Linked DNA regions of Mus musculus: region 1 is linked to region 2. Evidence: chromatin loops called from intact Hi-C (ENCODE). Cell type or tissue: heart. All regions are shown on one strand. Each heading gives the region's core, and the rest is flanking DNA. Links, peaks and the distances in the headings are about the cores only. Region 1 holds the start of Bmpr1a (bone morphogenetic protein receptor, type 1A). Region 2 holds the start of Shld2 (shieldin complex subunit 2).

Region 1 (10,425 bases), core at 1,113-9,112, 190 kb after region 2:
AATGGGAAAATGACCTGAGAGTTCACATGTTCTCTTTGACTTTTGAGACAAGAAACCAACAGATTCCAACAGGTTCTTGTGATATCCAAGACTGCAGCGCTACACTGCAATAGAAACAAACAGTGCCAGACATTTTCACCAAATGGGAAACTCAAAGTCTTACTGCTTTTTGGATAATTTTTTATAGTTCTCAAATTATCCATACTAGATATATTGCTCTCATAATTGTAAAAAAAATGTTTTAAACTGCTGAACACATCACAAACATCCTTACTCTACAAATCACATTCTAGAACAGATGTGTGGTAGACAAGCCAGGTTTCCTTGTTATCTACTAATGTAAGATCCCTGCAACGTCCCCTATGTAGATCTTAACTAACTACAGTTAGACAACTGCTTGCTGTCAACCTCTTTACTCAGGCCTTAAGCTGCTATTGCTTGTGATCTTTGCTAAATATATCAGTAGAACCTGGGAAGAAGTCCATAGTATAACCATGAGATTGCTCCAAAATTATTTTGTATTTCTTCAGATTCTAAAAGAATTACCCTTAGAAGGCTAAGAACCAAATGGATTTTGCCTTCTCTCTCCAGAGCTATCTTTAGGAAAACTACCATTGGCCCAACCCACGTGGTTCTAGAAGGACCACTACAGGTGGTGCTGAAAAGATCTTGAGAGAGAAGTGGGTAAGGAAGTGGATAAGGAAGGCCCAGACACTCCACGCATAATCATCTCTGTAGGAAACAGATTTATGCAACTAGAAAAGGTTTCCTTTCTCCTGAAAGTAGGCAGGCCCAGGTAAGCTCATAGTTAGTTACCAGTGACCCTCTTCTGCCAGAAAATGTACTGACAAAAAAACAAAACAAACAAGCAAACAAAAAAACCCACCAAAATGACAGAATCCAATTACACCACTAGATTCAGTCACACTCATTTCTAGGTTTCTTTTTAATATGGTGGGGATAGGGCTTTTCTTCCCTTAATGTACATTGGGCTTGTCAAACTGCAAGAAAGTCACTTTTGAGAACTACCCAATCAATCTTGCTGTCAAAATACACAATCTATATGATAATCACTCCAGATTGTCTTCCTCCAGCCCAAATCTCTATGAATTCCAGATCCATACAGAAAAATTTCCCAAAAGAGCCTCCTTTTTTTTTTCTCCCTATGATCTTTGGTATTGAAGACTGAACCCAAGGGCTTCATATCTATACAAGTGTGCACTCTACCACTGACTGCAGCCCGGGCCCAGAAACCTCTATGTGGTTGTTTAAGGGCTGTTTTAAACTCCTAAGATAAAAAACAAAAACAAGAAACAAAAAACAAAAACAAAACACTACTTGGGGCTAGTGAGGTGGCCCGGGGATAAAGGTGCGAGCCACCAAGCCTGCCCAGTGGCGTTCAATACCCAGACCCCACGTGGTAGAGAGAACTGATTCCTATGAAATCTCCTGTAACCTCCACACATGTGCCCACAAAGGCACACAATCAATCAAGAAAAAAAATATATACACTATTTTTTTCCACAAACCCCCTTCCTCCACACACACACACACACACACACACATATACATACATACATACACAGATACACACACACACATATATGTATACACACATATATGTGTATGTATATATGTATGTATGTATCTATGTATGTATGTATATGCCAGCCATTCAAGGACAACAATCCCAGTTCAAACTGCTCCTGAAAAGAGAGCAAGAAGGAAAGCTACTCTATGATTCTGTGACAATTATAATTCCCTGTACTAACACAAACTAAGACTTGTATCAGAGTTGGCAGGAATACAAAGAAAGTCAGGGTATCAGGAAAGAAAGCAGCATGTATAGCTGTTGCCTACAGACTGGATGGGAAGGCCTGGGGAAAGAGTTAGGCTTGCTCCATTAGCAGGGACAGAGCACCGTAAGCCAGCCAGGGCTAGGGAAGAGCTCATCTAAGCTCCATTGCCAGGCACAGTGTTTTACATAAAGCACCAGAAAGACTCAAGTTCAGAGACGAATCAGGATTTGAGAAATAATCAGACAGAAAAATCTGAACAGTAATTCATGGGCGGGCCAGCCACACAGCTCAGCAGGTCAAGGTGCCTGCCACCAACCAAGCCTGAGGACCGGAACTTGAACCCAGGACCCACATGGTAGAAGGAAAGGCTCACTCCTGCAAGCATACACACAGAAATGAATGTAACAATTCATGGGACTAAGAAACATTTTTTTTTTTAAGTGATGGGAAAAGTGAGACCTGGAAATCGTTAAGAGAAAGGAGGAAGAACAGAGGTAGAAAGAAGGCAAAGGGGAATAAGGTCGCCATGGCACTGACGCCCCCTTTTCACCCACTTCATTCTTCTCCCTAACAAATGTCAGAATGCAAAGTAACATGTTCAGAGAAGTCTTCCTAGATTCTCTAAGCAGCACCAGCACCAGGTCAGGTCTCCACTGTAAGCCTGTATAATACCCTACACTTTAATTATCATCACAATTACACTTAATTATATAGAACTCATCCTTCCACATGTCTCCCCCACTAGACTTTAAGCTCCACGGGTCCAGGGACAATATGTGTGGTTGCCCCCCACCCTTAGTGTGTCAGAATACAGCACATATCCCTCCAATGAAACACTGATGAAAACATGGCAAGGTTCTGTTTTAAGGGTGAGAAGTCCAGTGTTTAGATGGGACTAAGCTACAGCTCCTTTGTGAATGTGAAATCCTGTCAACAAGGAGTTAAGTCGATGGATGGTCACCAGAGTCGGAGCAGGAAAAATAAGTCCACTCCTGGCAGCCTCCACAGGACGGGTTATGGATGACTGCACTCTAATCTTACTTCAATTTTGCTCTATTTTGCAATTTCTCTTTAGTGACTATTTATTACTTTTGTAAGAAAAAACTTCAAAATGTTAATATGATTTGAAAAGAAAATATAACAGCCTGAGAGAAGAGCAAAATTATAGAAAAGTTTTTGTAAACTATAAGATCCTAAGTACATGTGTACTTTTAAAAATCCAATACCAGCCTGGTCTACAGCCACTTGAAGGCCAGCCTGAGCTATGTATTGAAACTCTGTATCAACACAACAGGAACAACAACAACAAAAACAACAAGACAACAGAGAGGATAATTCATGCCCCAATCGGTAAGAAAAGGAAATGAATCAAAATGTTAACTAGTAAGTGGGAGGAGGTCCTCTAGAAGGAAAATAGAATGGAGAAGAAATCCAAACCAAAGATCAACCAGTGAACTCTTCACTCTTAAAAGGGTAGGGAGAAGGAAAGAAAGTTAAAAAGGTCTCCCCCTAGATTTGGGGGGGGGGGGGCGGCGGCGAGGATATAAAACAGAGTACAGGTTTAATTAAAAACCCATTCCAATTTTAAATCTGTTTTCCATAAACTCTGGGTTCCCAAGAAGTGTTCATAGTTTAGTTCTGACACTAAAAAAAAAACAAAAAAACAAAAACTAAGATAGTTTTGTTCAACATCTTTTAGTTCGAGAACAATGATAAGCATTAAATTACCTTTTATTTTATCTCGAAGTTTAATTTCCCCTCACGAGCAAACACAAGTCGGTTTACAACTGAAGCAACACAGGAGTTCGTGAATAACTAGACAACGCTCCTAGGTCTTTGCACAATTTTGCTTTAGTAAGAAGGCCATACTCTTGAATACGACGTCCCTGGGTTCAATCCCGGCTCACTTATCTAAGTTATTTAAACCTCTGCGTCTCGGTTTCCTCTTCTAAAGCAACAAAGAATACAATAACCAGGGTTATCTTAAGAAGTAAATGGCGTGACACCGGTGCTAAGTTCGTATCATGTAGTCAGAACGGTTTGTAAGCTGTTTAAAAGAGAAAGCCTGCAGCTCTTTAACCAAATGAAAAAGATCCACACCACGACTTACAAGTCACAAAAACGCCAGGCACGACTAACACACGGCGTTATTATTTTTCTTCCCTGCCGCGTTGGAGGTTTGGGATTTTTGGTTTTGGTTTTTTTTTTTTAATTTTTAATTTTCCTTTTCTTTGCCAGATCTTTCCGCTAGGAGTCTGAAACGGGGGTTGGGGGGATGTAACGCAACCCAGCACAAAGTTTTACGAAATCGAAGTGCAGAATCACAACAGACATGGCAGCGGAGGCCGCGCAGAACAACAGGTGAACCAACTCGCAGGGACGGAGGGGGAAACCCGGCGCCTTCCCGCAGCCAAGTTGGCGGGCGGGCCGAGCACTTCGCCCGGCCTCCGTCCCCGCACTGAACACGCTTCGTTCTCGTTCTCTAGCAGGGTCCCGAGACCCAGTCCCCGCAGCAGCCGCCGCGCAGCTCCGGAGCGGGAGCAGAGCACCGTTCCCATTTAAGGCTTCCAGAAGCGTCCCCGGAGTGGTGCGAAGGCGAACAAAAGGGCAAGCGCGGGCGGGCCGGGCCGCGGGGCCGGGGGGTCTCTCCCGCAGGCCCCGCGGAGGCGCGTCGCGGCCTCCCCTGCGCCGCCACCGTCGCCCCCAAACTTCGCCGGCCTCCCGCGGCGCACCCGCACTCCGTCGCCACCCGCCAACTCACCGGGATCCCGAGAAACTCATCCTCCGGCGCTCGGCGCGGGCGGGCACGGACAGCCGCGGGGCGGCGGGGCCCGGCTCGGCCTCCGCCCTCGGCGTGCAGCGGCCCGGGCCCGGTCGCCCCTCGCGCGGCCGTACAGTCGTCGTCTCGCGCGGGGCCGACGCGCGGGAGCTCGAGCCTCCCTCCCCGCCCTTCCCTCCTCCCTCCGCCCTCCTCCTCCTCCTCCTCCGCGCGGCGGGCAAGCAGATTCCAATCTCTGCCGCCTCAGCCGCGGAGGACGCTCGCTCGTTCGCGGGGCGGGGGAGGGGCAGCGGGGGAGGGGGGAGGGGCGGCTCGGGCGAGCAAGAGGCGCCGGCGCGCGCGCACTGGGAAGGGCCCGCCAGCTCTGCGCGCACCCGCGCCGGGGCGCCGGCCCCGCCCCGGACACGAACCGAGCCGAGAGCTCGGCGGAAGCGCCCGAAGGGCCCGTGGAGTTCGGCGCCCCTCTGCCGGGAAGGAGGCCCGGCCGCCGGCACGGGGGCGCCAGGTTTGCCGAGGGGAGGGGGTCGCCCCTCAGCGCACGCCGCCGCCGCCACCGCACGCGTGACGGAGGGGCCCACTGGGGCAAAGCTGCGTGAAGTGGACGATGCGGGCACACTCCTTCTAGAGCCGGAGCTCGGGCTCCACGGGAGAAGCGGCCCGGTGGCTCCGAGGGCACCGAGGCTCCCGGTGCGGGATCGGTTGCCCGTCTCGTAGTTGTGGTTGCAAAGAAAGATGTAAGGCACACTGCATTCATTACTCACCCCCTCCCTTCCCCGTCCCCCGGTGCTCTCTGGTTCTGGCCCGCCGGGAGGAACGTGGAGGTGCACGCGTTCTCCGGATCACGTAGCGAAAGCCTGGTTTCGGCCCGGGGGCCCCGCCGCTGGGGTGGCTTGTGATCCGCGGGCCTGCGAATTCCTCGGGCGTAAGATAAGGAGCGGCGAGAGCCGGCTGAACTGAAGTCAGCGGACTATAAATACGACTCTCAATCCACCTTTGGCTCAGCCGAGTGACCTCGGATACCCTCCCGAGGCTCTTTCCATCCTTTTAGAAAAATGCAAAGAACTGTCACTACCTCTTTTCTCCCTTTCCCCTCTCATTCGCCATGCAAAATGCCCTTAAAAGTATTCAGTGGCCTGTGGATGAAGAAGGAAAAGATAATCCCTTTTTAAACCAGTCGTTAAATATATAACCTCTTCCGTTTAAGTATTTCAACAAATATTTCGTATTCGTTCTGTTAATTCACTTTTCTGAGAAAACTATAAATCTCTTGGGAAATTGTTTAAAATAGACAGAAGAAAGAGTGAAGGAAGAAACTGTGCCAGGCACTTCATACTTGTGTATTTACACACATTCTGGCCTGGAGGGAAAAAGCAAAACAAAACTTAGATCCCACGGTATTCCCTCATATTCAGCTGAAAATATGTACAGTCCCTTATATTCTAGTTTTAACTAACTGTCCTTCGTGCCCCCTTTCTCCTCCGTCAGCTTTTGCCTTTAGGGCCATCAGTGCCTCCATTGTCTTTTGTTACATTTGAGTCACATTCTCTCGTCTTTTTTCTGAGCTGTCTGGGTCTTGAGTCATTGCAATATTCTCACTGCACTGAAGGAATAGTGTGATATCAGAGAGGTTTCTTGCATCCACTAAAAATGGTGACTTTTCTTTCCGGATATTTCTATATACCACCCCTCTTGAATTTGAAAAGAAAGAGCAGACCTTTTGTTCTAAGAGATTTGAACTCGTTGGCCAAAGGCCTTATGCCTATCCATGTGTTATGACAGAGAAGACCATGGCAAGTGAACCAAATGGTGTGACTTCTGCATCCTAATTTGATTTGCGGGCTAGAATCAGTCTGTGAAATAGACAAGAATCTCAGGTTGGAGCTTTAGTGTACCAAGACTGGAATACACACACTGGTGTTGCCTGATTTGAGTTACATGCTACTGAAATAAGAGCAAAGTGGGCACGGAGCTTTATTAAGTCATAGCTTTCTTCTCCACAAAAAAAAGATCCTTTTCAAGTGTTTGGGACTGTAGCTTGGCTTTCTCACGTTCTCCTTAAATCAACTCACCTAGTACCCAGACTTAACTCCTTAGCACATCACAGTCCACAGCCAAGTGAACTGGGCCAGGACATGGTTTGCTTTTGGGTTCCTGGCATGTATCAGCATGCCAGCCTGTTTCTCCGGTTTGCCTGCCCACTAAATGAACAGAGCCAGAAGCCCAAGGAGACATCTGGACACGTATGGTCTGGCCCCCAAAGTCAAAGGCAACACTTCAAGGTCCAATTTAACATTCTGTAATGCCGTAGAATTCCTTTAAGTAGGTTAATAGAAGGGACTAGAAATGAGCCTTTTCCTCTGGGCAGTCAGTTTTATCCCAGGTTCTAAAACTGGCATTTGTTGCCTAAGCAAACCAGGAAGCATTCCTACCTGATACTGATAGCTCCCAGCTCCTCCACAACACTTTTTTTTTTTTTTTTTTTTTGGTTTTTTGAGACAAGGTTTCTCTGTGTAGCTCTGGCTGTCCTGGAACTCACTTTGTAGACCAGGCTGGCCTCGAACTCAGAAATCCGCCTGCCTCTGCCTCCCGAGTGCTGGGATTAAAGGCGTGCGCCACAATGCGCCGGCTACCTTTGTTTTATTTTTTTGAAACTGGGTTTCTCTGTGTAGCCCTGGCTGTCTAGGAACTTGCTCTGTAGACCAAGCTGGCCTCTGCCTCCCAAGTGCTGGAACTGAAGGCCTTTGCTGTCAACCAGGCTTCAGAACACTTTCTAATCACCTATTCTATATTAATACTCCAGGCGCTCGTTTTCTTTATGTTGCTTTTTATTATCCGAATTTATTTAGTTTATGAACAGAACCCCTCCACCCTTTAGGGTTTAAACTCCAGGAGAAGACTGGCCAGTGTGTTCTCCACTCTCCTCCGACCTTAGCTCCTGGCTTGCAGTACTACTTGTTAGATACTTGCTGCCCGGTGTCTGTTAAGTGAGTGAGACAGATAAGCATGGATTTCCTCTGAGCTCTTCTGAACCCTGTCACTATGACCCTTTCAGTGTTAGAAGGTGAGCATGACTATGTGAAAAGGGTGAGGATCGGCCAAGGAAACTGAGGATTACGTCATCTGTAGTGAAATAGGGACTTCTGCCTTCAGGGACCCAAGTTCAATAGATTAATCCGAGTTAATCCGCCCCAAGTCATTTTCCTGTTGTAAAGATTTTATGAGGCAAAAGGCAGCAGTAAGTCATTGTGGGTATAGAGATAAGAGCTCAGGAAAGACCAGTGGAGGGATGCCCGTGGCAAGTGACACTTAGGTTTGCTGCAAACCCAGTATTAAATGGATAAATGTGTTATGGGGAGTAGAGGGGACACATGCAATTTTCAGCCCGGATACTACCATATCATTTTAATAATGATACTCTACCATAGCTTACATACAGTATTTTATTTCTCTTATTTATTTGTCCTATTTGTATTTTACTTATAAACCGTTTTCTCCTTTCCTTTCTCTATGTTAATTTTGCTTTGCTTCAAAGACATTTCCTGGGGCTATCGCTGCAAAGCAGCACCACTTAGTCCGTGCTCCCTGTTCCTCCTCACCTTGGCATCTAGTCCCTCCCTAGGCCACGGGGCAGAAAGGATTCCCAGAATTTCTGTCTCAAGCCCAAGCCTGACTTTTGTTAAGCATCCCTCTTCTCTGTACACTTGGGGAGCCCTGACCTTGGCCCTTTTCTAGAAACCGACCCACAGCCCTTTTATGTGCCTTTGTATGTTTGTTTCTTGGAGTCGGTACATGTTTGGCACAACCTGCAAGAAGGAATTTCCAGAACTGGTCCTCTCCTTCTCGAGTGTAGGTTTCAGGCATTGAACTCAGATTGTCAAATTTGTCAGCAGGTGCCTTCACCCACTGAGCCATGCATTTATTTGTTTTTGAGACAAGGACTCGTGCTCCAAGCTGGCCTGGAACTCCCTGGAAGACAATGACCTTGAACTTCTGCTGTTAGATCCTGAGTGCTAGGATTTACAGGTGGTGCCACATCACTGGGTTACTGTCACTGCTGGGGCTCCATCCAGGGTTGCCTGCATGCCAGGCACTCTCCCTATTAAACCACATCCCTAACCTCAGCCCTTTTATACTGAAATCCTGCCCTGCCAGCCTGCAAGTTTCTCCGTCTCGTCTGGACTCACCCGGGTCCTAGGATACAGATTGGCCACCCTGTGACTCTGGCTCTTTCCTTGTGCACTCTGTGTTCCTGACTAGTCTACCCATCTTATCAGGAGTGCTTTCCCCATTTCCTGGGACTGGGTATACTGATGCCAACTGTTCTCCTGGACTAGCACCTGTTGTTAGCTCACTTCTCTGGTTATCAGGGGCTACCCATGGCACTTCATTTCCTCCCAGCCCTGCTCCCACTCAGCCCCGCACAAATCCTGTCCTTTCCTGCACTGAGGGTGGTAAGTTAGTGACCTATTACACTAGAATTTTCAACCAGAAAAAAATACATAATGTATATATCTATATGTCATAAAATGTTATATAGAGGAAATACATATGCATATATGTGCTGAATATCTATGAATAATTTTTGCCTGGTAAAAATATCCTAGCTAGCAACCAGGTGGTAGAGATACATGCCTTTAATCCCAGCACTCAGAAGGCAGAGTCAGGTAGATCTCTGAGTTTGAGGCCAGCCTGATCTACAAAGTGAGTTCCAGGACAGCCAGGGCTACAGAGAGAAAGAAACTCTGCTTGAAAAACAAAACAACAATAATAATAATAACTGGAGGATAAGGTCTGGTACTTCTGCATATGTGCAAGGATGTAGGTTCAATCCCCAACAGAAAGAAAAATAGATAAGAAAAGAATCCAAGAGTAGCATATATTTGAAAAAGTATGTATGTGAGGGACTGGAAAGATGGCTCAGCGATTACTACTATGTACTGTTATTTGACAGAACCCAAAACTTCACTTCCCAGCACTTACACTGGGTGGCTAACAAGAGCCTGTAATTCCAGCTACAGCTGACAACTGGCTTCCACAACCTTCTACACATATGTGCATGTACTCTCAGACTTACACATACACATGATTAAAGTATTTTTTAAAAATGTGTGTGTGTGTGTGTGTGTGTGTGTGTGTGTGTTGGGGGGCAGGTGTGACTAATTCTATTTGTCAACTTGATGGTATTTAGAATCATCATGGAAGCTACACATGGGCCATCTTTAGTCCCAGCACTGGTGAGGCAAAGGCAGGCAGATGTCTTGAGTTGAATGCCAGATCCTGGCTAGCCAGTGCTACATGAGGAGACCCAGTCTTTGAAAGAGAAAGAAAGAAAGAAAGAAAGAAAGAAAGAAGGGAGGGAGGGAGGGAGGGAGGGAGGGAGGGAGGGAGGGAGGGAGGGCAGACAGACAGACTGTGGAAACAGACATATGGGCTTATTGAGGTAGAAATAACCAACTGTAAACATAGTCCACCCTGTTCCAAGAGCTAAAGCCCTGGGCAGAATACAAAGGAAAAAGTGAAGTGTGTACCAGCATTCATCTCGCTCTGCTGCCTGCCTCAAGCTCCTGCCACCACTGTGGCCTGTACCCTGGGCCTGAGTCAAAACAAACCCTTCCTTAAATTACCTTTGTAAGATATTTGTCTTAGCAAATAGAAAGGTAACGAGTTTGTGTGTGTGTGTGTGTGTGTGTGTGTGTGTGTGTACATACACAGACACATAAATCAAAAGCCCACATCCCATTGACTTTCTACTAAACACTGAGTTTTCCCTTGGGGTTGCCAGTCCAGAAATCCCAGCATCTGGAACTGGGTTTGATGGCCAGTAGGAGCAGGGCAAGGTGCCATGAT
Region 2 (10,425 bases), core at 894-8,893:
AAAGAACAAGGTTGGAATATAAAACAAAACTATAATGAAAGGAGAAAGGAAAAGAGAGAGAGATCAAGAAAGAAAGGGAAGGGCTGGTGAGATGGCTCAGCGGGTAAGAACACTGACTGCTCTTCCGAAGGTCCTGAGTTCAAATCCCAGCAACCATATGGTGGCTCACAACCATTTGTAATGAGATCTGACACCCTCTTCTGGTGTGTCTGAAGACAGCAACAGTGTACTTATTATAATAATAAATAAAAATCTTTAAAAAAAAAAAAAAAAAAAAAAAAAAAAAAAAAAAAAAGAAAGAAAGGGAAGAAGGGATAGAGAGAGGGGGAGGGAAAGAAAAGGGAAGAAGGGAGACAGGGAGACAGGGAGGGAGGGAGGGAGGGAGGGAGACACCTATAAAACAAGCACTTGGAAGGTGAGGACAGACCAGTCTCAGTCACACAGCAAGTTTGAGACCAACCTGGGCTACATGAGACCTTGTCTCTAAACAAATGAAAAAGCTAGAATAATCAAAAAGTGTGGTGCTGATATAAAATGAATGAGGGCCAGAGAGGTGACTCAGTGGGTCAAGACACTTGCTGCCAAGTCTAATGGTCGGAATAGATTCCCAGTTCCACAAAGAGAACCTACTCCGGAAACCTGTCCTCTGACCTCCACACATGTGCTGCAGCAGCACACCCTGCTACATACAAGAGGAAAGTTTTAGTTAAAAGAATGGCCACGTGGATAAATAAAATGACATAACAACACGTTTAGTCAGTTTTATTTTCTACACAATAAGTTAAGACATATAAGTATATATATCATATTATATACACAAGATAACACTTAGAAAGGAGGGAAACACTTGCAAACACATATCTAACAAAAAACTTAGAGTACCAAAAGAATTCTCACAGTTCATTAGTGAAAGGGAACTAAGTGAGGTGGTAGATGCCTGTAATACCAACGGTTGCCAGAGATCAAGAGTACAAGGCCTTCCTCAGCTACAGAGAGATTTGTGGCCAGACTATGCTACATGAGACCCTGCCTCAAAAAAATAAATAAAAGGACATTCCAGGGATCAAGGCTTATGCCTGTAAACTCAGTACTGAAAAGGCAAGACTGCCTACGATTGGGCTATGTAAGTTAATGGCTAAACCTAAGGTATAAAACAAGACAAGAAAGGGTGAGTGAGCCAGGTATGAGGGCGTATAATTTTGATTCCAGCACTCAGGAGGCAGAGACAGGTAGAGCTCCTTAGGTTCAAGGCAAGACTGGTCTACAAAGTGAATTATAGGGCAGCCAGGGCTACACGACAAGTATAAAAGACATATAAGCAAACTTTTAAAATGAGCAAAGGATCTAAAGACACATCCCTAAAGCCATGTACAATAAGAAGCCAACAGCAAGGTGCTCAAGCTAACATCATCAGACTTCAAGCACAGGCCAGTGATTCCACTTAACACCCACTAGATGCTATAATCAAAAGGACAGAGACACACTGGTGAGGAGAAATGGGAGCCCATCTACAAGGACAACAGGTATTAAAATAGTTCAATCACAGAAACAATCTGATAGTTTCTCAAAACGGCAAACACAAACTTACCACACACCTACACTTCCCACCTAGACACCTAAGAGAACAGAGAAAAGATTTCTACACAAAAACTTCTACAAAAATGTTCATAGCCAGGTGATGGTGCCACACGCCTTTAATCCCAGGGCTCCAGAGACAGAGGCAGGTGAATTCAACACCAACCTGGTCTACAGAGCTAATTCCAGGACAGCAGAGCTACACGGAGAAACCCTGTCTTGAAGGGTGGGGGAAGTGTGACACTGTGGGTATAGCTCAGTGATAGATCATGAAAGAGAGAAGTACAACCAGGCAGTAAAGTGGAGAGTGACACGTGCTACATCAATGAATATACTTTTAAAACATGTTCAGTGAAAGAAGATAACCTCTAAAGATCATATACTGATTACATTTAAATAAAATGTACAGAATAGAAAACGTATACAGCCCTTCAAACTAAATAATTCATCCAATGATTTTTGCTCATATATTTATATGTATAAATTCCAGCTCTCTTCTAAAATCTTTTTTCAACTAATTGAAAGCACAAAAGAACACTATGAATCAAGAACAGAGCAAGATTGTAAAATAGCAAGGAAAAGTTGTATCAACCCCAAAGGCAGAAAACCAATTGGTCTTTGTTGAATGCCATCAAAGACTAAAATTCCTTTCAAGTTAAATTTTGGTCTCCTTTTGAAATGGAAATTACTATGCATAATTAAATTGTAATTTGGATATTATTTGTCTACTTTACACAGCAGTCAGATGTAAAATTAAGTAGAGCAAATATATGCTTTTTGGATAAGAAAAGATAACAATTTTGGAGTCAAATATGAAGTTTGACTCTTCGCCCACTTATTAGATAGGGGAACATCCAACAATGTGCCCCCAAGCCTCAGGCTGTCCTTGTAAGTAAGGAGTCACAGTACCTCCTTCTGGAAGAAAGGAAAACTCCATCTGTGTTCTAAACAGGGGTTAAAGAGGCGGGCCTGGAGAAGTTCACTCTTTCTCTTGGGGGATGTGAGAGAGTTGGGGGGAGGGTTCCTCACTATATAACCCAGGCTCCAATCCAAATCAGAGATCACCCTGACTCTGCCAAAGAGCATGGGCATGTGCTAACATGCCTGCTCACTCTAATTTTTAAAACCTACCAAGATTTTGTGTAACTTGCACGTAATGTTAAAACATTAGATTGTTAGATTTTGTGTAACTTGCATGTAATGTTAAAACATTAGATTGTTAGATTTTGTGTAACTTGCATGTAATGTTAAAACATTAGATTGTTAGATTTTGTGTAACTTGCATGTAATGTTATATTTTGTGTAACTTGCATGTAATGTTAAAACATTACTAAAATGTTTTAATAAAAAACTATATTCTCAGGTTCTCAGAGTTCTAAGTTTGTTTGCTTCCTCCCTTCCTCCCCTTAAGACAGTGTCCTTCTGGCTATTGAGTTCATTATGTGACATGAATGTTGTGGCCTAAATTCATGGCAATCCTCCTGCTTCAGCCTGATTCCTCCTGTGCTGAGATTACAGACAGCACCATAGACCTTATCTATTTTTAACATACTAACACACAAGAGATATGAATTTTTTTTAAATAAAATAACTTCTACAGTTATATTTCTTTATATTTCTTCTCCCTTCGAAAAATGTCTTCAATTTAGGTAACTAAAGCATAGAAAAAGTAATATTAAACTTATTTCTTGTTTTTTGTTTGTTTGTTTGTTTTTTCGAGACAGGGTTTCTCTGTGTAGCCCTGGCTGTCCTGGAACTCACTTTGTAGACCAGGCTGGCCTCGAACTCAGAAATCCGCCTGCCTCTGCCTCCCAAGTGCTGGGATGAAAGGTGTGAGCCACCACGCCCAGCTATTAAACATTTTTTAAGGCTATGACTATCAGTAAAGAAAATTGATATGGTAGTTTAACAGGCAATCCCACTGAGCTACACAGTGAGCTACAGACACGCCTGGCTATAATGTGAGACTCTTGTTTCAAAACAACAATATATCAAAAGATATGCTTCCATGTGCTCACAGACACTAGTCAGGCTAATGCTTAAACCTCAGGATTTGGGAGTCTTATTCTTTTGAAACTTTAGGTTCTAGGTAGAATGTTTTGTTTTGTGTAATATAAAATCATAGAGTGATAATATTATCAAGTGAAAAGGAAATTTGGTACCTTAATCTTTTCACATCAAGCCAAAATCATGCTGCAGGCCGGAGAATCTTTTTTGCTAAAAAAACACAATACAAATATAATTAATGGTTATCATTTATTGTTTATTACAAATATAACTATATTTTATTATATCAACCACTGTTTATATTGATGTAATTAATATTAATACATAATAAATACAGTTAACGGTTATCACTCAGCAAATAAGATAAGATATAAGTCACTGGGAAGGAAAGCTCAATATTGCTTTAGAGTTCGCTGAGATAAATGAATGCAACTTAACTGGTCTAGGTTGTCACTTCACGTGTACAAAACATTTTAAGAACTAAGAATTTCTCTTTCATGCTTAGTAGATGAATAAAGTCATGTAAGAGATGAATAGTGTCACAAAGTCCAAGGGTTTACAAAATCGCCAAGGCACTCTGGGGTGATTTTACTAGTAATGTGGCACGTGATAGGTAGCTTGACTTAAAGGATGTTAGTGTGTGTGTGTGTGTGTGTTCAACTGGATTTTCTTGTAGCTTTGTTTGAGAAAAATGAGTATCTCATGTTGCCCAGGCTGGAATCAAACTCTATCCTCCTGCCCCCACCTCTCAGGTTCTGGGGTTCCCAGAGTGTAGCACTCAAGCCTGGCTACCATTGTGAAAATTATAACTTAGTAATCAGATCCTAGACCATTTAAATAATATGTGTATGTATATATATATGTATATATATGTGTGTATATATATGTGTGTGTGTATATACACACACACACACACACAGGATGTCACATTCCTTTAATCTAAGCACTCAGGCACTCAGACAAGGCCAGCCTGATCCATAAAGTGAGTCGCAGAAATTAAATATATATACTGAGACATTATATTTCTAGTTTACTTTAGGACGTGATTCCAAAAGAGGGGCACACACTCAGTCAATGGTGGAGTTACAACTATGTGCGGGTGTGCTGACTCAAGCCTGTAATCCTAGCACTCAGGGGAGTGGGCTGGGGGAGCAGAAGCAGGCAAGTTCCCATGAGTTCTGGGCAAGCCTGGGCTACAGGGGCCCTGACTTTTCAAAAAAAAAAAAAGGTAAAATAAAGTGGCACGCGAAAGAGTCAACAATGCTTTGCATAACTGTTTTACCTCAAAATCGCTGAAGTTGCCTACAACAAATTAAAACCTTGTGCAAAGTAAAGGCCTGTGGGGTCAGGGCCTCCCTCCTGTCCTGAGGCTTCTTGCTTTCCCGGTTCCTCAACAGTCGGATTCGGGATGAGTCGGGATTTGCCCCGCGCCTCTTCGGCTTCGGCGCGGCGTCACTCTCCGGCCGGCCGCGCAGCGGATCCGCACACCGTTCCGGCCCAAGGCGGAAAGGAGGGGCCTGGTGACTCATGCGGCCGGGGCTGCTGGCCAGCCAGCGAGGCCTCCCTGCAGTCCGCTTCCACCTCCCAGGCCGCCGCGCGTGCACACGGGACCGACCTTCCGGGCCGCGGCCGCGTCCGACCGCTCTCAGGAGCCCAGGCCTCCGGGCCGCAGCCCGCGCGCGTCCACGCTAGCCCCGCCCCCGCCCGCGAGCATGCGCACCAAGCCCATCTGCAAAGGCGCGCCCCCCGCCGCCGCAGCCGCACGCGCCGCCGCCTGGAGGCCGGGCAAGGCCGCGGCGGAGGCGAGGCCCAGCGCCCTGGGCGGCGCGCGGCCGCCGAAGTCCGTCCTCCCGGTGGGGCGACAAGCGGCGCAGGGGAGGGGACAGCCAGACAAGCAGGAAGCCGCGGCTTAAAAGGGCAGCTCGCGCCCAGCCCTTCCTCCCCGCGGTCCAGGCCTGCGAGCTCCGGTCTTTACAGCTCCCGCCGCACTCGCCTCAGCCCGCCGCCGCCGCCATGTACCGCCGTCTGGGCGAAGCGCTGCTGCTGTCCCGCGCCGGGCCCGCTGCCCTGGGCTCTGCGGCTGCAGACTCAGCCGCGCTGCTGGGCTGGGCCCGCGGACAGCCCTCCGCCGCCCCGCAACCCGGGCTCACGCCGGTCGCCCGGCGCCACTACAGCGAAGCGGCCGCCGACCGCGAAGACGACCCCAACTTCTTCAAGATGGTGGAGGGCTTCTTCGACCGCGGCGCCAGCATCGTAGAGGACAAGCTGGTGGAAGACCTGAAGACCCGGGAGAGCGAGGAGCAGAAGCGGAACCGGGTGCGCGGCATCCTGAGGATCATCAAGCCCTGCAACCATGTGTTGAGCCTCTCCTTCCCCATCCGGCGCGACGACGGCTCCTGGGAGGTCATCGAAGGCTACCGGGCCCAGCACAGCCAGCACCGCACGCCCTGCAAGGGAGGTGAGCGCCCTCCGGCCCCTTTCTGTCCTCCCTCCCCTCCAGACTCCCGTAGCCCGGGCCGCTACTCGGCCCAGCCCAGTTCTGCAGGCCGTGCCCCGCTTCGGGCTCCCCCGCCTCGGGTGTGGCAGCCTTAGAGGATACTGATTTTTTTTTTCCGCCCTAAAACTACCACGTAATATGCCAGCCTTTTTACTGGGCAAGTCTTCACCCCAAGCCTCTGCTTGTGTTGATGCTGACTTCACTGAGGACACTGTACAGCTTTTCTTTAGCCTCGGTGCCTGTCATGTCATAGACCGTGAACCCTTAACGCCAGCAGCCGACGATACAAGAACAGAGAAAAATTATCTTCTTTTTGGAGTTGGAATCTTGAAAGTTTGATTAACCAGCGCAGCTTACTAATCTTCTAAATTATTATAATTTTACACTGATGGCTTTTTGTGTTGTGCCTCTTTTCTCCCCTTGGAAAATGTAAAATATCGAGCAGAGTAAGGTCTCTGACAAACAGGGCGACCTGACATTAAATCTAAAGGGTGTAGACTACAGAACTGCCTGCCAGCCAATAGAATGAAATAGCCCTGGGGGTGTGTTCTTGTCCTGGCTAGTACCAGAATTGAGCCTAGGCAAAAGGTAGAGTCCTTAGGGAGTTGAATCAGTTAGATTTGGTAGTTACCAGGGTATCCTGTGGTTTAAACTTTTGGGATGTGTGTAGATTGGCTTACAGCCTTTTTTTAGGGAAGAAAAATACGTTTTTCATTTTCTCTCCACTACAGTACACAATCATACAGCGTTAAAGGTGCTTTAAAAAAAAAAAAGACTATTAAAAGAAAAACCACCTTTTTTCTGTTGCTTAAACTTAATGTATTGAGTAGGAGTCTTGATGGAGGTTGAATTGGCAAGTGAGCAGAGGTTAGACTAGAACAGTGATTCATTTCATTGCAACTTCATAACTGTAATTTTGCTACTGTTAGGAGTAGTTATGTAAATATCTAATAGGCAGGATATTTGATATGCAACCCCTTCAGGGGTTACGGGGGACCCACAGGTTGAGAATTGCAGGACTAGACCTTTGTCTGCCTCGGTTCTGTCCAGTAGTCTTTTTACTACCAGCTGACTAAAAACTATAGAAATGTTTCTGCACTGGAAAAACTGGGGCTGTGATGGTGTTCCCAGTGGTGGAACAAAGGTTGTGGCAAAAGGTTTAATGATTTACCAAATTCGCATTGAGTCTACCCAAGTCTAGGATCTCCCTTTGGAGCCTAATTGTCCCTTAGCCCTGTAGTTCCCTCTGCTAGAAGCCATTGGAACCACTTTGACCTCTGATTTCCCATGCAGCTCAAAATTATATAAAAGGGGTAGTCATTCTCCTACACCTCACCTTCCTCTTTCTTCCTTCCCTCCCTCCCTCCCTCCCTCCCTCCCTCCCTCCCTCCCTCCCTCCTTCCCCCACAAGCCGGGAACTCAAATTCTACCCCCCTCCAGAACAAACAAGGATGTCTGTCGAGCCAGAGGCATTGTATTGCAAATGCTAAACTGTCCTTGTCTTTACAGAGGGTGTGCATCCTGTGATTTGGTGGGTTTTTTCTGTCTTGTTAGTCATTAAAGCAATTTGAGTTTGCCGTAGTTTTATTATTTTAAGTGCTCTTGTCACAGAAGTTTTAATAGCAAAATATTGAGCCTAGCAACAAATATCATCAGCCTTACCAGATCACAGTAACCAAAGCACTTGCTCAAAGTGGAGTGAACAGAGCAGAAATAGAGAAACCCGTTTGTAGTTAGTTAACAGTAACAGCATTGCATGATGATACAGCAAGATAAAGTAACGTTCTACAAAGTAAACCATTACATTTATTTAACATCACACTGCCTCTTCGCCCCCTGTCCCATGCCTAAGTGAATTGTCTTCTCATAGTGTTTTGGGAATTTTGTTCTTGATCCTCCTGCCTCATCGGCTCTCCCAGTGTTTATTACGAGAGACCTCATCTGTTCCTTGACATCCCTTTCCCAGCCTTGAGCCCTCTCTATCTAACCTTTCCTCCACAGCGACCTTACACCTGAGTTTCCTAAAATAAAGCCCTCGAGGCTGAACCAGGTCTGGTGACTTGCTGCAATCCTAGCTCTGAGAGCTGAGCCACTCAGTTAGACCCTATCTCAAAAAACAGGAATAAATCCTGTACTGAATCAATACAATAGTCTAATCTATAGTGAAAAGAGATAGTTTAAAGTAAAGACCACCTGGAAGTGCTGGTGAGTACTTTATTTCAAGTAAATATTTAATAAAACTTGGTTTTGTGATTTTTTTTTTCCTAAGTCATATTTAACTGAGGCTACTAGATTTGCCTCTGGTAAGGATTTACAGAGGACCAGAGACTTAGATAAGAGCTGGAACTCAAAGCCTGGATTCTGTCAGTAGCCCGGTATGGCCATATGCGTACCTGATTTTCTGTAACACAGGAAAATCTGAAATTCAGTGCCAGCCTGGACTACATAGATAAGATCCTGTCTCAAAAAAAAACAAAAAACAAAAAATCTATTTTTGTAGCAAAGATGGATACTGTAATAAACAATTGATTTGACAAGATTTGTTCAAAGGTTCTGACATGTTTTCAAACACAGCAGAGATTGTTCCCGGTGGACATGATATTCTGGGTACATCATCTGTCATCCAGTTGTTTGCTAGGGTAAATCTGTGTTTGTGGTGGGTGCCTTCCCTCACCTCTCCATTTGTATGTGTCTCTCCTGAAGCATCTGTTCTGAAGAGAACAACTTTCTCAACAGATTGTTCTGCTACCAGTTTTAGTGTAAAGTTCTTAGAATTCAGTGTAGGGAGGGGCTGGAGAGAGCACTGTGGTTAGGGCATAGGCTGCTCTTGTGGATTTGATTCCTAGCACCCAGTGGTGATGCAGAGCCATCCAGAACTCCAGGGCCAGTGGAGCTGTGCCTGCTCTGCCCTCCTCAGGCATCGTGCACGGATGTATATTCATACAGGCAAAGCATTCAGACACATACGGTGAAAAGTTAAAAAGGTTCAGAAGGGAGCTGGGCGTGGTGGCGCATGCCTTTAGTCCCAGCACTCGGGAGGCAGAGGCAGGCGGATTTCTGAGTTTGAGGACAGCCAGGGCTACACAGAGAAACCCTGTCTCGAAAACCAAAAAAAAAAAAAAAAAAGGGTTTAGCGATCAACTGACTATAGGAGCCACTTTCTTTGTTTTCTATCTTGCCCCTCAGTGTCTTCATCTCATATTTAGTTAAAGTTTTCCCGTTAGTGGTTCTTTCTCCTGTGTTAGAACTTCCTCAAATCATTAGATGAGTATCTTGTGTAACTGTGTTTTGCTGCTACGAAATGCAATACAAAAGTTAACTTGTTTTATAAGCCATATAATTCATAGATCCTTTAGCACTCAGCTGTGAAGTAGTGTTTGTAATACATTTTAGTTAAATGCAGAATTGTTTGTCTTTATACAGACATGTCATTTCGTAAAAGCCATGTGTCCCCAGTCCTTATGTGCAAACAAATGAAGAGCTCTGAAACCTGCCACAGTGTATACTACATATTTCCCTTCTCCCATTCTGTAAGCATTGACACTTAACTAGTAGTTATGGGTGTCTCAGCACACCGTGTAGAATCTGCAAGTCATAATCGGAAACTAAGCACCAGTGCACATAACTTCAGAAAAGTGGGTAATGATTAATAGGCCCATGAAAGAACTGAACAGGTGAGATTTTTGGCTTAAGACCAGAAGAAATTGAATTTACCACTGTAATCATTTAAATTCTGAGAAAATCAGATTTTATCCACTAATGTTGCAGATGTTAAGAACAGAAGGAGAAAGAACTCTTAGTTTAATGTTCTGCTAGTCTTTAGAGATTTTCAGGCCAGCCAGGACTACACAGTGATCCTGGGTCCTCAAAAAGACAAAAGATGAAATGATAATGAGAGGTTCAGAAAGCTAGCTGCATGGTAAGCTCATCTTTGTGCCTGGGGGATGGTATGCCCCTCCTTGGGGAAAGAAACTTCCCTAGTTGAATCCTTAGTTATATGTAAGGTATTTAAGTTCTATAAGGCATGATAGCATATTACTGAACCAGAGGAGGGACTGTAGAAACCACCAGTTTATATCCGAGTCAGACCCAGTCCTTGTAACTAATTTCTGAAAAAGGTTGATCTTGTGAGATTGTTGAGCTTTTATTTAACCTGTGAGATGAAGCTTTCGATGGTTAGTGTTAGATGGGAATTAAGTGAGGGAATGCCCTCTCTGTGGGCAGAGAACTAAAAAAGGTGATGGACAGAGAGTTTTCCTGTTTTAGCGTTGTTGAATACGTAATGATAAACCTAATGGATTACAGAAAATAACATCAGAACTAAGAATGAAGGTAATAGGAATGGA

What was found. A loop is a pair of places that touch in the nucleus more often than their neighbours do. Peaks named below come from ENCODE experiments on the same cell type or tissue, not always from the same donor. Only the 100,000 strongest peaks of a DNase experiment are listed, where the experiment ranks them.
Region 1: a loop joins it to region 2, with 3 times the contacts of the local background. A loop is called at or near these places in 5 of 42 quality-filtered maps.

The regions. Positions count from the first base shown.
Region 1 is chr14:34,497,835-34,508,259 of GRCm38, forward strand. Bmpr1a (bone morphogenetic protein receptor, type 1A) reads right to left here and starts at 4,712. Exons shown (of 13, transcript NM_009758.4): 1 at 4,561-4,712. In heart, for the core only: no CTCF peak of the experiment used is centred there; DNase peaks (open chromatin) are centred at 4,987 and 5,367; H3K4me3 peaks cover 4,405 bases; H3K27ac peaks cover 5,142 bases.
Region 2 is chr14:34,305,303-34,315,727 of GRCm38, forward strand. Shld2 (shieldin complex subunit 2) reads right to left here and starts at 5,215. Exons shown (of 10, transcript NM_001360074.1): 1 at 4,865-5,215; 2 at 3,738-3,792. It overlaps Glud1 (glutamate dehydrogenase 1), which reads left to right and starts at 5,425. Exons shown (of 13, transcript NM_008133.4): 1 at 5,425-6,040. The coding sequence starts at 5,596. In heart, for the core only: no CTCF peak of the experiment used is centred there; DNase peaks (open chromatin) are centred at 5,319, 6,009 and 6,599; H3K4me3 peaks cover 3,927 bases; H3K27ac peaks cover 2,821 bases.